Regions from separate parts of the Homo sapiens genome. Here region 2 is linked to region 1. Evidence: chromatin contacts called from ENCODE Hi-C or POLR2A ChIA-PET data. All regions are on one chromosome and are shown on one strand. Each heading gives the region's core, a stretch centred on a gene start or an enhancer-like site at or near the end of the contact. The rest is flanking DNA. Distances are from core to core; before and after follow the strand shown. Region 1 overlaps LINC00607 (long intergenic non-protein coding RNA 607). Region 2 overlaps LINC00607 (long intergenic non-protein coding RNA 607).

What was found. A loop is a pair of places that touch in the nucleus more often than their neighbours do. ChIA-PET counts read pairs that join two places held with the same protein, here RNA polymerase II (POLR2A). Pooled maps may share reads with other maps.
Region 2: a loop to region 1 is called in a map of ascending aorta, with 3 times the contacts of the local background. The contact joins two enhancer-like sites. A Hi-C loop is called at or near these places in 6 of 168 maps with a recorded cell type or tissue (IMR-90, PC-3, aorta and 3 more) and 5 of 50 pooled maps. POLR2A ChIA-PET finds 5 or more read pairs at or near these places in 8 of 52 experiments (A673, AG04449, AG04450 and 5 more).

The regions. Positions count from the first base shown.
Region 1 is chr2:215,654,564-215,660,892 of GRCh38, forward strand. All of the region lies in intron 5 of LINC00607 (long intergenic non-protein coding RNA 607), which reads right to left. The region is part of intron 2 of LOC102724861 (a long non-coding RNA gene); the gene reads left to right. Among named protein-coding and RNA genes, the nearest start is that of LINC01614, 60 kb to the right of the region's middle. Within about 2 kb of position 3,533, at least 3 of the 41 ENCODE cell types and tissues checked have a DNase peak (open chromatin) inside an H3K27ac peak, as active enhancers do; they include PC-3, where a contact is called at or near this core.
Region 2 is chr2:215,689,728-215,696,056 of GRCh38, forward strand. The region is part of intron 5 of LINC00607 (long intergenic non-protein coding RNA 607); the gene reads right to left. All of the region lies in intron 7 of LOC102724861 (a long non-coding RNA gene), which reads left to right. Among named protein-coding and RNA genes, the nearest start is that of LINC01614, 25 kb to the right of the region's middle. Within about 2 kb of position 4,009, at least 4 of the 41 ENCODE cell types and tissues checked have a DNase peak (open chromatin) inside an H3K27ac peak, as active enhancers do; they include PC-3, where a contact is called at or near this core.

The DNA.
Region 1 (6,329 bases), core at 2,283-4,782:
TCTGTGAATAACATTACAACTATCCAAATAATAGTCAAGGCTCCTAAACCATCCAGCCAGCTTTTGCAAACAGCAGAGGAAGAAAGCCACCTGAGCTTGCAGAACTGGTGCCACTAAGTGCCAATCCCCACAAGTGAACACAAGTTCATGAACTTAGGGATCCTGGTTGAAGAAAGTTGCTGCTGCAGTCAAACAATAACATCAGCAAGGATTGATTTTAACTCAGATGAGTAGTATGCACTATCAACAATATAAAGGTTGTTAAATGTTAAAAAAAAAAAGTAGTCAGAAAGTAGTAGGCAGAAAGATTTTAAAAAGAATATCTACTAATGTAGGAGTGGAAAGGTGTACCACCTTCTTCACCCTTCATAAGGGTAGTGGTCAATATCCTATAACATAAAACAGGTTAACAAGAGAAAATCATAACAAATTTATTTAATTAAAAATTTTTATGTAATATGGGAGCTTTGGGAAGAAGATCTAAAGATACAGAGAAAACTATTCATGTTTATGCTTAGGTTTGATGGACAGTCCTGTAGAAATGTGATTGGACAGAGGATATGGTCTAACCCAGCAGGGCCTGCCCGTTCAGCTTCTTCTTGGCCTCTCTGTGTAGCATTTCTTCCTCCTGGGTCTGACAGGACCCCTCTGGAATGAGGGTCTTTAAGGGGGAAGGGAGAAGGAAGAGAGTGACCTTGCTAGGTTTTATGACTTGCTTTGGGGAAGATTTCTAGTTTCTATGATGTGCCTTAGGGGAAAGGAATTCCAGCTTCTGTGACTTGCTTTGAGGAGAATTTGGGCAAGAAACAGGAGGGTGGGTGAGGGACAGAAAGGCCTTGTGGCTAAGGCCTTTCCAATCTCCTTCAGTTCAATCTTCTTCCGTTCAGTATTCAACATGTCAAGGCACCGTGCTTTGGGGTATTATGTCCTGAGCCCCAACGTAAGATGTTTACACTTTTGATTGTAAATGCCAGCAAAACAAAACTTCATGAAATATGTAAATATCATGTGTGCTATTTCAGAGATGGAGACAGAAATCAACTTAAAAATTGTCAGATATATTGCAATATAGAATTACTTCTCTTTTCTGTTATTTATTTTAAAGAAATATTTTTGTATGTTATTTTACTGATTTTATTTCCATAAAAACATGGAAACTTCAATGTTTTCATATTTTGCAGAGTTTCATTTGGGTATTTTTAATGGCATGTGAGAGAGAGAGAGAAAGAAAGAGAGAGAGAGAGAAAATTAACACACTGCATTGGAATTCTTTTTATATTCTTCCCCAAACTCTTTTCCTCTCTCCTTCACCAGGTGTAATTATAACGAAATGGGTATTCTTCATTTGACATTTTAAGTTTTTAAACTAAATATATACATAGCCATAACACAGATAGTAGTATCATGGTATTTTATGTTATTTTTTTAGAGACAAGATCTCTCTGTCTGTCACCCAGGCTGAAGTGCAGTGGTGCAGTCATAGCTCATTGCAGACTTGAAATCCTGGGCTCAATGGATCCTCCTGCCTCACTCACCCTCTCTGGTAGCTGAGACTAAAACCTCACAACACCACACCAGACTAATCATTTTTATTTTTTGTAGAGACAGGGTCTTGCCCTGTTGCCCAGTCTGGTCTTGAACTCATGGCTTCAAGTGATCCTCCCACCTAGGCCTCCCAAAGCTCAGATTACAGGTGTGAGCCACTGGCTATAAAACACCACACAGCCTACTGGGGTATTCTAAACTTGACGTCATATTGTATTTATCCTTCTGCAACTTGATTTTTGTTGCTCTGTTTTTATATTTGGTGAATGTATTCACCTTGATAATGTAACTCTAGTTCATCCCTTTTAATTACTGGTATAAGTGAGCCATAATTTCTTGAATCATTCTCCTGTTGATGGACATTCAGGCTATTTGGATTTTTATTTTTGTTACTGCTAAGAGTGCCACAGTGAACATCCCTACATATATTCTTGCATACATTGAAAGGGTGTCTCTCCTAGTGCCTCAAATTGCTGGATTCTAGGGTGTGAACATCTTTAGCTTTACCAGATCTAGATACTGCTAAATGCCATCCAAAGTGTTTATCTGGAATTCTTCATACCTGTCCCTTTACAGACCACTCAACACAGTGGCCGTAGTGACCCTCTTACAACATGTCACATCATGTTACCCTTTGCTTGAAACCTTGAAATGCCTCCCCACCCTATTTCACTCAAAACAGCTACAGGGCCCTAACTGACCTCACCCTAGCGCTGCCCTTGTTACCTCTTATGTCCCCTCTCTTTCTGCTCCTCAAATACTCCAAGCATTCTCTCTGCTTAGGGTCTTTCTTCCAGCAGTTTGCTCTGCCTCACATGCTGTTCTCTCAGACCCCACTTGGCAAAATCTTTCGCCTTCCTTGAGTTTCTGTTTAAATCTCACTTTAACAATGAGCCTTGCCATGACTACCCTCCCCGCATGCTCAATTGATGTTTTCTTGCTTGAATGTGTTTCTTTCGCAGTACCAGTACCTTATAATGCATTATGTAGTTTGTCAGATTTATTGCCTAGTGTCTCACCCATCTAGACTGTCAGATCCATGAGGGCAGAGATCTTTGCCTGGTGTGCTCATCGATGTATCTGGATACCTACAATGGAATCTGATGCATGGTAAGCATTCGACCAGTGTCTGAGAGAGGTGACTTTTGTACCTTTGTGATTTCACATTATGCTTTGCAGGGTATTATCCAAAAGAACATATGATATTTTGATTGGTAATACATGAGGACTATGATTTGAAAAAAGACTAAAATTCAGCCCCCTAAGGGTAGGGCCTGGATATGTGTTCACCACTCTATTCTTTGTGCCAAGAACAGTGCCTGGCACATAGCAGATGTTCAATAAATGTCAAATGAATGAATGGATGAATGAATGAACAGAGATTTTTTGAGAAGGTTACTTGATAGTTTGGAAGTGAATTATACTGGAAGATGAGTTGGTTCAAAGGTTTGTGATTCAGGCATGCCCATCAGACAAAGCAAGCAGGTGGTAACTCCCTATTTTAAGTTTACCTGTTGGGCCATAAATTTCCCTGTTTGAAATCTTTTACTCTTTACAGTTTCCCTATTGTTGGGGAGTAAAATGATGGAAATTTGTTCAATTGAACATACCCTTTTAGAATGTTTCTCATATTTGCCTCATGATTAGAATCTCTCAGGTGAGTCTGTTAAAAATACAGATTCATGGACCTAATTCTTAAATCAGAAACTCTGGGAGAAAATTCTGAGAACAAACCCAAGAAACTGTTATGAAACTGTTATAGTCAAGTGAGTTAGGAAAACAATAGGATCCTTGACAGAACAAAGAACAACAGCGTGCCTGAAATGTCAACAGGAGGAAAGAGCGCCTGTTATAAACTGTGTTTTAAATAATGTCAGAATAGCTGCTAAACGGCAGAACCACATTCTGCATTTGAACTGAGTCTTTCCTCTTGCCTACCTAACATGGTCATCAGGGTCTTAGGGAATTTGGGGGTGACTCACAACCTTGTGTTTATGAATTAGTCATTGAAAACACAACCAGAAGAAGGCAGGCCGTCCTCAGCTATTCCTGAGATCCTGATAGTTTCCATCTCATGAGTTGAAGAAGCAGACAGTGGGAAGTAACGTTCTGGGCTAATCAGCAAAAGAGAAAAGAAATATTATGAAACACAAGGAGAAAGAAAAAATTATTTTATTATTCCAGGTTCATTTTATCTTTCTCCTAATGTAGAAGTCTTTCTTTATATGGGAGTCACTTGGTAAAAGTAATTCATCTATTTAATGTATTCTTCCAGATAGTGACATGTGTATCTATAATATAATAGATAGTGACATGTGTATCTACAGCCTTTAAAATGTAATGTTTATTCAAGAGGAAGGGGAATTTATCGAACTCTTCAGTATGTTTCTATTCCATTGAAGTTGCTGGTAAATCTGGTTAGTGGCTGTACTTTTGGTACTTCAGATTTCAAACATTTGTATTTCAACTCATCATTCCGGAGTATTTCCAATAGAAGACATTTAATTAAAACTTATGGTAAAGTACAGAAAGGGAATTTGGTGAGAAAGAGACCTATAATTTGATCAAATGAAAACTCTCTCCATTTTTAAATTTGGCATACATTTTAGACACTCACGTGTTTTGTTTCTCATTTTGGCAACTGAGTTGAATTTGGCTGCTGGGGTGAGAGGGAAAGGGGTAGATTAGAGACCCTGTGGGATGTCACAAGTCTTTGCCAAAATCAGCACATATTTATTAAGCGGTGGGCATGAAGCTCCCCATCTGTTAGTTTTCTCAAAGTGCTGACAAGAACATTCCGATTTCCAGCTTGAATGCTTTTTTAAAAAAATTTCTTTTCTCAAAAAAAAAAAAAAAAATTTCTTTTCTCCATTTACTCTGACCAAAGGGCTGTGTTAGTGTTCAAAGATAAATGGAAAATGATGCTTGAATTTTCTAATTTGTCATTGTAAGTAATGGAACCACCCAACACCTCACACTTATGGATATTTTTGCCAGCTTGCAAAATATAGGTGAGAGCCACCCAATTCTACCTCCTTTTAGAATTGGGTGGCTCTCATCCAATGAGGAGCTAACATAATTAGCCTTTTATTGCTCCTCATCTCCCTGTTATGGGAGAAGATCAGACTCTGCTATAAACAGACAGATACCCCTAAGGTCTCCAGCAAAGGAAGTCGAAAGGGGAGACCTTTAGATCTGTTGCTTGCTTCCTTTCACATGGAAAATGTACAACTTTACTTTCAGAAATTAAATATTTGGGTACAATAGGGCAGGCCAGGGCATGATTTCATTTTGATTCATTTTAGGGCTACATCAGTTAACTCCCTTTATGTTATCTCACTAGTTCTGCTTCTCTCCTCTACCCATACCCATTTTCATCCTAGCAGCTTGCTGGTGCAAGCTCATTGGTCTCAGAAAGTCTCCCTCAACCTCTCAGATAGTGCCTGTGGAATCCTATAATTCTCCTTCATAAAGTTTTGCACAGTTCTAATTGTTTAGTAATTTTTTGTAATAACTTTTTAAATATCTGTGATAGAATTCTAAGATGGCTCGTAAGATTCCCATCCCCTGCTATACAAGCGCTGTATAATCAATCCCCTCCCTTTGATGGGTATGACCTGAAATCGGATGGAATGTCACTCCATGATTACACACCATTATGTGGTAAAGATGAAGGCATTTTGCAGATGTAATTAAGGCTCCTAATCAGTTTCCCTGAGTTAACCAAAGGGATATTATCCTTGGTGGGCCTGACCTAATCAGGTGAGCCTTTAAAGCGGGGCCTAGATGTTCCCTGAAGTCAGAGACACTCTCCTGCTAGCCTTGAAAAGCAAGCTGGCATGAGTTTTATAGCTGTAAGGAGAATTTCTGCCAGCAAGCAAAGTTCTTGTCAAGGAAGTTCTTCAAACTCCCTAGTTTGGAGGAAAACTCAATGCCTCCAATGAGACAGCAGTCCTGGTCACTGCCTGTTCTCATCCTCCCCAGGCCCTGGCCCGAGGACCCAGTTAGGCTATGTCCAGAATTCTGTTCTACAGAACCGTGAGATCATAAATGTGGATTGGTTTAAGCCACTAAGATTGAGGTAATTTGTGACATAGCAATTGAAAACTTGAACAATACTTCTCCTCCACATGAAGGCAGGGTCTATGTCTCTTATTCACTGTGTGCCCAGTGATTACCACATTATCTGACATTGAAAAACTCACTAAGTATTCACCAAAAGAAAGACTGATTGACCTTAATTAGTGGGCAGGTTCAATAGATTGGGAGTCAGCAAGTATACATCAAATTTTCAAGAAAAATTTCATGAGAATAAAATAATCACCCAGCATGAATGAGCCTGGCTCTCACTTTCTAAGTCACTATCCTGCCCAAGGAAAGGGACCAGGTTCAAACAGAGATAAAGGGCCTTTAATAAATCTTCTTCAGATTTGTATCTGCTTTTGGGTGAGTCTGATGAATTTTAAATTTTTCTCCAAAACCTTTCTGAATTGACTGAACCTTTTGAATAGTAACATACCTTCCCACTACCACCCACCACCACCCCTGGCAGACTACCTGTTCTGCCTCATTGGACTCTGCTGCCTGCTGGGGAAGGTCTGGACCATGGACGCCGGGCAAGTCATCCAAGCAAAGCCCAGTGAAGTTCCAGGATGGGCTCGTGACTCAATAAGAGGCAGTGTTTCTCCCTGAATCAGCCCCAGCATGGCCACATCTGAAGGAAGCATGGTTGCGAGCTCAGCCACTGCCTGGCTGCCTGTGGACACATGGATCCTGCACTGTCT
Region 2 (6,329 bases), core at 2,759-5,258, 36 kb after region 1:
TTGTAATGGCAATAACAATAGAGATGGAAGAATTTTGGAAACAATACTAGTTTCACAGCTTTCATGTGAGATGCCAAGGTTTTAGCATCGTCAGATTGGCAATGAGATTGGATAACTTCTGGGGTCTTTTTGAAATTATATCTTTCTTTTCTCTAGGATCCTACTTCTGGAAAATAAGATTAATACTAATACTAATAAGACACAAAGATTTTTAATGGAAATAGGAATATCTTCAAAGGCTGGATGGACATTGCATGCACTGTATGACAACATTCGTGTATAATAAGATCCTTTCCTTAGAGAATGGGGCAAATCCAGATGGAATGTGAGAAAGACTTCAAGGTTTCAGTGGAATATGCTTATATTGGGAATTGTATTAGTTAAGACTAGGTTTGGCTGCACATGACAGAAAACCCAACATAGTCACTTACACAGGATTAAAACATTTCCTTGTCATATGAAAGTCTAGAAGTGGTATGTAGCTCTGGGTGTCAGGGATGAAGATTCCTTCTAACTGGGAACCCAGCTTCCCATTTCAAAGATTGCTTCATATTCAAAATGGCTGCTGGGTCTCCAGGTATAGAGTCCACCTTCCAGCTAGAAGAACAAAGAACCAAAATGAGGCGTGTTCTCCCCTGTAAGGATACTTTCGTAAGTTGAATAGGATGCTTTCATAAGCATCTCATTGGCCAGACTGGTTAGAACTTAGTAACTGGCCACAATCAGCTGGAAAGAAGGCTGGCAAATAGAATATTTAAGGTGGTCACTGTAATCAGCAAAAAAATCATGAGTTACATAATATATAGAAAAGGAGAACAAGCACAGAATGACAACTAGCAGTGTCTGCATATCATTCTTCCAAGCAAATAAATGGAAATAAAAAAAAAATCTTTACTCCAAGATTCACTTGGCCTTGGTGGAATGAAGAATCAGCATTAACATACCTAGTCAATACACAGGGGTTGGCATTCTTTTGATGGAATGTTGAGTCAAGCTGCATAGGTAGGGTCAGTAGACACACCTGCATCTTCAAACAACTAAAAATCTCAGACACCTGCTGATCACAGGGATGTGCAGAGAAAGGCACAGATTGACCTGATAAGTTAACCAAAATCGCTGGACCTCTGTTTTTGTGGATGCATAAATGATATCTTTAAAGAAATCAGATCTTTAACAACCAACGTAATAAAATCTGAACTTGCCCTTTTTTTTTTTTTTTTGAGATGGAGTCTTGCTCTGTCACCCAGGTTGGAGTGCAGTGGTGCAATCTCGGCTCACTGCAACCTCCACCTCTCGGGTTCAAGTGATTCCCCTGCCTCAGCCTCCCAAGTAACTGGGATTACAGGCACGTGCCATCACGCCTGGCTAATTTTTTGTATTTTAGTAGAGACAGGGTTTCACCGTGTTGGCCAGGCTGGTCTTGTCTCCTGACCTTGTGATCTGCCCGCCTTGGCCTCCCAATGTGCTGGTGGCGTGAGCCACTGCACCCAGCCCTGAACTTGCCTTTCTAATAGAGAATTAGAACACGGATTTATCTAGTAATAGCAATATCTCAAATATTCATAAAGAATGAGGTGATCCACAGGAAAATCCTAGAAATCTGCATAGCACTAACCAAAAATAAGGCATTTGTACTGTTTGAGATGATAATGTTAGGGCAGCATGCAATATCCAGAACAGGTAAGCCCAAACAAACAGAAAGCAGATTAGAGGGTGCCAGGGGCAGAGGGGAGAGGAGAATGGCCATGACTGGCTAATGGATAGAGGGTTTCCTTTGGGGGTGATGAATATGTTTTGGAACTAGATACAGGTGATGATTGTGCAACATCATGAACATATTGAATGCCACTTAATTGTACACTTTAATATGGTTAATTCTGTGTTATGTGAATTTTATCACAATTTAAAAAAATGAGTTAGGGCAGCATGTACCTACCACACTGTAGAATGACTGTTACACAAAATGTGTGACATAAACATACAAATGCAGAAAGATTTATGCTAAAAGGGCCAGCTATCCGAAGCCGCCCATTCCCAAACACGTCAAATTGTCATGATTTAACATAGTACCATCAGACTTAAAACAAGAGACTTTATACGTGGGCATATAATGTGATTGAGGAGTTTTCAAACTTAAGAGCTCAAATACCTAGTTAGAATTAAATCAGTACAATGTGACCCAGAAAAGTGAGATGAAGCTGACAAAACAAAACAATTAGTTTAAATATCAGGAGATGTTGCCTAATGGTGAAGTCAACTATATTCTGAAAAGAGCAGCCAAAGAAAGTTATCCAAATCTTATAATTTGGGTCATTAAACTGGATCTGTAAAAAAGAAAAAGGATCTGGAAAATACTCTCTGCACACTAATTTTATACTGGCAAGGGCAGGATACAAAGACAGAATGGGTGTTTTAGTTTCTGGGTCCTATTGCCAATGGTTCTGCCTTTCTTATGGCTTGCTCATAAAGTCTCAGGTTTGTTTCTGTCATTTCTACTGAAGGATTTATTTTGTGGAGAATTTGAAACATGGAAGATGGAAAAACACTTCAGGAAAAGAAAAGAATTACCTCGAATTAAATTGCTAAAACAAATCAAATTTATATCGCTGTTGGATATTTTTAAAATCTTTGGTCTTGGCATAGAATAGTTCTGTGTTTTAACTCATTCTTCTGGTCATTTTAAATTAAAAGCCCAAATAATGATGTTATATAGGGTGAGTAACATTTCAGGTCACATAAACATATGACATCACCAGCTTTCCCCATGGATAAACACACTGAAGGAAAATAATGTAAAAAGGAGGGAAGAATGAGTCCATGCATCCACCTCCCCCCAGCCCTCAGAAAACTTAGCTAAGAAGATGGTTGCCAGAATGAGAAGAGTAGTTCACATTCCTTCTTCATTCAAATATTTCTTTGTTGCTTTTGAAGATAGTAATCAATCCAGAAGAGTAAAGTCCTTCTAAACTCCTCTCAGAGATTCCTGGTACATGAGGTAGGCTGTGCATTTACACTGGAAAGTAAGGCTCCTAGTGATAATATTATAATTGTGGTAGCTAACATTTATTGAGTACTTTCTGAGGCAGAGAGAGATTAATTATGTAACTTGCCCAAAGTTGTATAGCTGGTAAGCTGTGATTCTGGGCTAAGCGCCTAAACAGTTTGAACATCAACTACTTAGCCAATCTGCCTTCTGGAACAGAATAAATATGAACACTTAGCCATACCTAGATGATCAGAGAAGGCTTCCTGGTAAAGGTGCAGCTCCCAATACAAGATTGTGTCCAGTTCAATAGATGAAGAAGAGGTAGAAGTCAGGCCCAGAACAGAGAATAACATGAGCAAATGTTCCAGCCTATGAAACAGTATGGTATGTCCAGATAATCACAAGCCATTGTGTGTTATTGAGCTTTGAGGCAGAAAATAGATGAGTTTGGATTTATAAAGAAGAGTCAGATTGTAGATGACTTTTATGTTGTGCAATGAAGCTTGCATTTTATTCTAGGGATAAGAGACTGCTGAAAGATTTTTAAATGAGGAAATTTAAAGGTTTTTAGATAGATTCCTTTGGTGATAGCGTGGAGGATGTGAAGTTGGGGGAAGGCAAGATTGGAATTAAGGCAATCAGCTGGGGACTATTGCAATCATTTAGGTGAAAAAAGACAAGGATATAAATTATGGTGCTGAAAGGTGGGAACAAATTGAAGGAGCATTTGGGAGGGGAATCAGTATGATACAGTGAATATAGGGAACGAGCAAATGTAAAGAATAATTATCAGGTTTCTCTGATGGTGGTAACTTGGATAATACAGAAAAAGGAGCAGGTGGGGCTGAGATAAATTCATTTTGGAGTATTGTGGGTTTGAGGGAGGTCTGTGAAACATCCAACTGGAACTGTTTGGGTCTGGGAGCTGTTGGGAGCTGTTTGCAGACCTCTGGGTCTGCAAATTTAAAATTCAAGGAAAAGTTCAGGGCCAGAGCCACAGATTTGTGAGTCATCCATTCACTCACTGAATAAACATTCAAAAAAAAAAAAAAGAAAAAAAAAACAGCTTGCTTCAAGAGCAAAGAGGACCTTATAAGTCCTGTTAAGGAATTTTCAGCCTTTCCTGTACTTAGCAAGGAATGAATGATGAGATTAAGCAGCAGAGAAATACGTTGAAACTCATATTTTTAAAAGATCACTCTGACAAATATAGGGAGATAGCAGTTAGCCCAAGTATGGAGAAGTAAGGCCAGGGAAAGTGCATGGAATAATAGCATAATATAAGCAGCAACTCTAGGAGGGGAACTTCATATCATCAATATGGGCAAAGAAAGGAAAATCCACAGAGGAGACCAAGCTGGAAAGATTGAGAGAGGAGGCAATATCCTAGACATCTAGGGAGTAGGGTACCAAGAAGGACAAAGTAGTTGACAAGTCAAATAAATCAAAGTGAGGGGCACTGTAAGATAAATAGTGAGTTGTGTCCATGGTGCCAAATGATAAGGATTTCCCTGGTGAATTTTGCAAAGCTGCAAATAGCTGCAATAAATGGAGGAGTGAATAGTGAACACTAAAAATATAAATTAAAACCACAATGAGATATTACCTCACACTTGTTAGAATGACTTTTATCAAAAAGAAGAACTATAAGCATTGATGAGGATGTGGAGAAAAGGAAAGTGTCGGATATTGTGAAAAATAGTATATAGGTTCCACAAAAAACTAAAAATAGATCCAGTAATCTATTGATTCAGCAATCCTACTTCTGAGTATATATCCAAAAGAATTGAAATTGGTATGTTGAAGGGATATCTTCACTTCCATGTCCATTGCAACACTATTCACAATAGCCAAGTTTTGGAATCAACCTCGATGTTCATCAACTGACGAATGGATATATACACAATAGAATACTACCCAGCCTTGAAAAAAAAAATCCTTTCATTTGTGGCAACATGGATGAACCTGGGGGGCATTGTGCTGAGTAAAATAAGTCAGGCACAGGAAGACAAATACCACATGTTCTCACTTATTCGTGGCATCTAAAAAAGTTGACCTCAGAAGTAGAGAGTAGAATGGTGATTACCAGAGGCTGGGGATGGGAGGGGAAGAGGGAGGGAATGGAGAGTTGTCAGACAAACAATACGAAGTTTCAGATCGATACGAGGAATAATTTTGAGATTTATTGTAGAGTCAGTAATAATGTATATTTCAGAATAACTAATAACTAAGTAAATTTCAAATGTTTCACCACAAAAAATGATAGGTGAGGTGAGGAGTATTTTAATTAGCCTGATCTAATCATTTCACATTGCTTACATATATCAAAACATCACATTGTATCCCATGTATGTATACAATTGTGATTTTTCAATTAAAAGTATATTAATTTTTAAGGCCAGTTATGGTGGCTCACGCCTGTTATCCCAGCACTTTGGGAGGCCGAGGCAGGTGGATCACATGAGGTCAGGAGTTTGAGACCAGCCTGGCCAACGTGGTGAAACTCCGTCTCTAGTAAAAATACAAAAATTAGCCAGGTGTGATGGTGCACACCTGCAATCACAGCTACTTGGGAGGCTGAGGCATGAGAATCGCTTGAACCCGAGAGGTGGAGGTTGTAGTGAGCTGAGTTTGCTCACTGAGTTGAGACCAGTCTCAAAAAAAAAAAAAGAGTAATATTAATTTTTTAAAGAAAGAGTATAAACTACTCTTTAAAGAAGCATCATTTTAATAGAAAGAAGAGAGCCAAAGGATATTTGTCTTAAGATGAAAGAGACTTGGGCATTTTTATAGACTGAGAAGAAGGGTGCATCATTGGGAAAAAAAAAAAAAAGGTGCTTAAAGATAAAGAAGACTGATAAAGAGGCAGGAGAAGGAGTTGGCTTTAAACACGTTGACTTCTCTTACTGCAACTTTTCAGGCCTAAATTATACAATATCTTTCCAATATAAAAAAGTTTTGTATTTTTCGAGGTTTCAGCTAAATGTGTTTGAGCTAAATGGGTTTAGCATGGATATACCATATGGATATTTGAGGTAAATGGATTTAGCATGGATATATCCATTTGGATCTATCATAGACTAATCCTTGTTTTGGACTATGAATTCCAGTCTTCTTATTTGTACTTCTCTTCTGCGCTTGTTGAATATTTGTGGCCTGTTTCTGTTAGGGGCATCCATGGGTTTGATGGATGTATTGCTTTGCCTCCTTCCAGATCTTTCCCTGCTCAAAGTCACTGCAAATCCGAGATGCCCTCCATGGCAGCCTGCTTCCCACAACTTGAAACATTGTTGTTTTACATTAATGTTTGCCTAGGGTTACTAGTTCACAACAAATGTGAAAA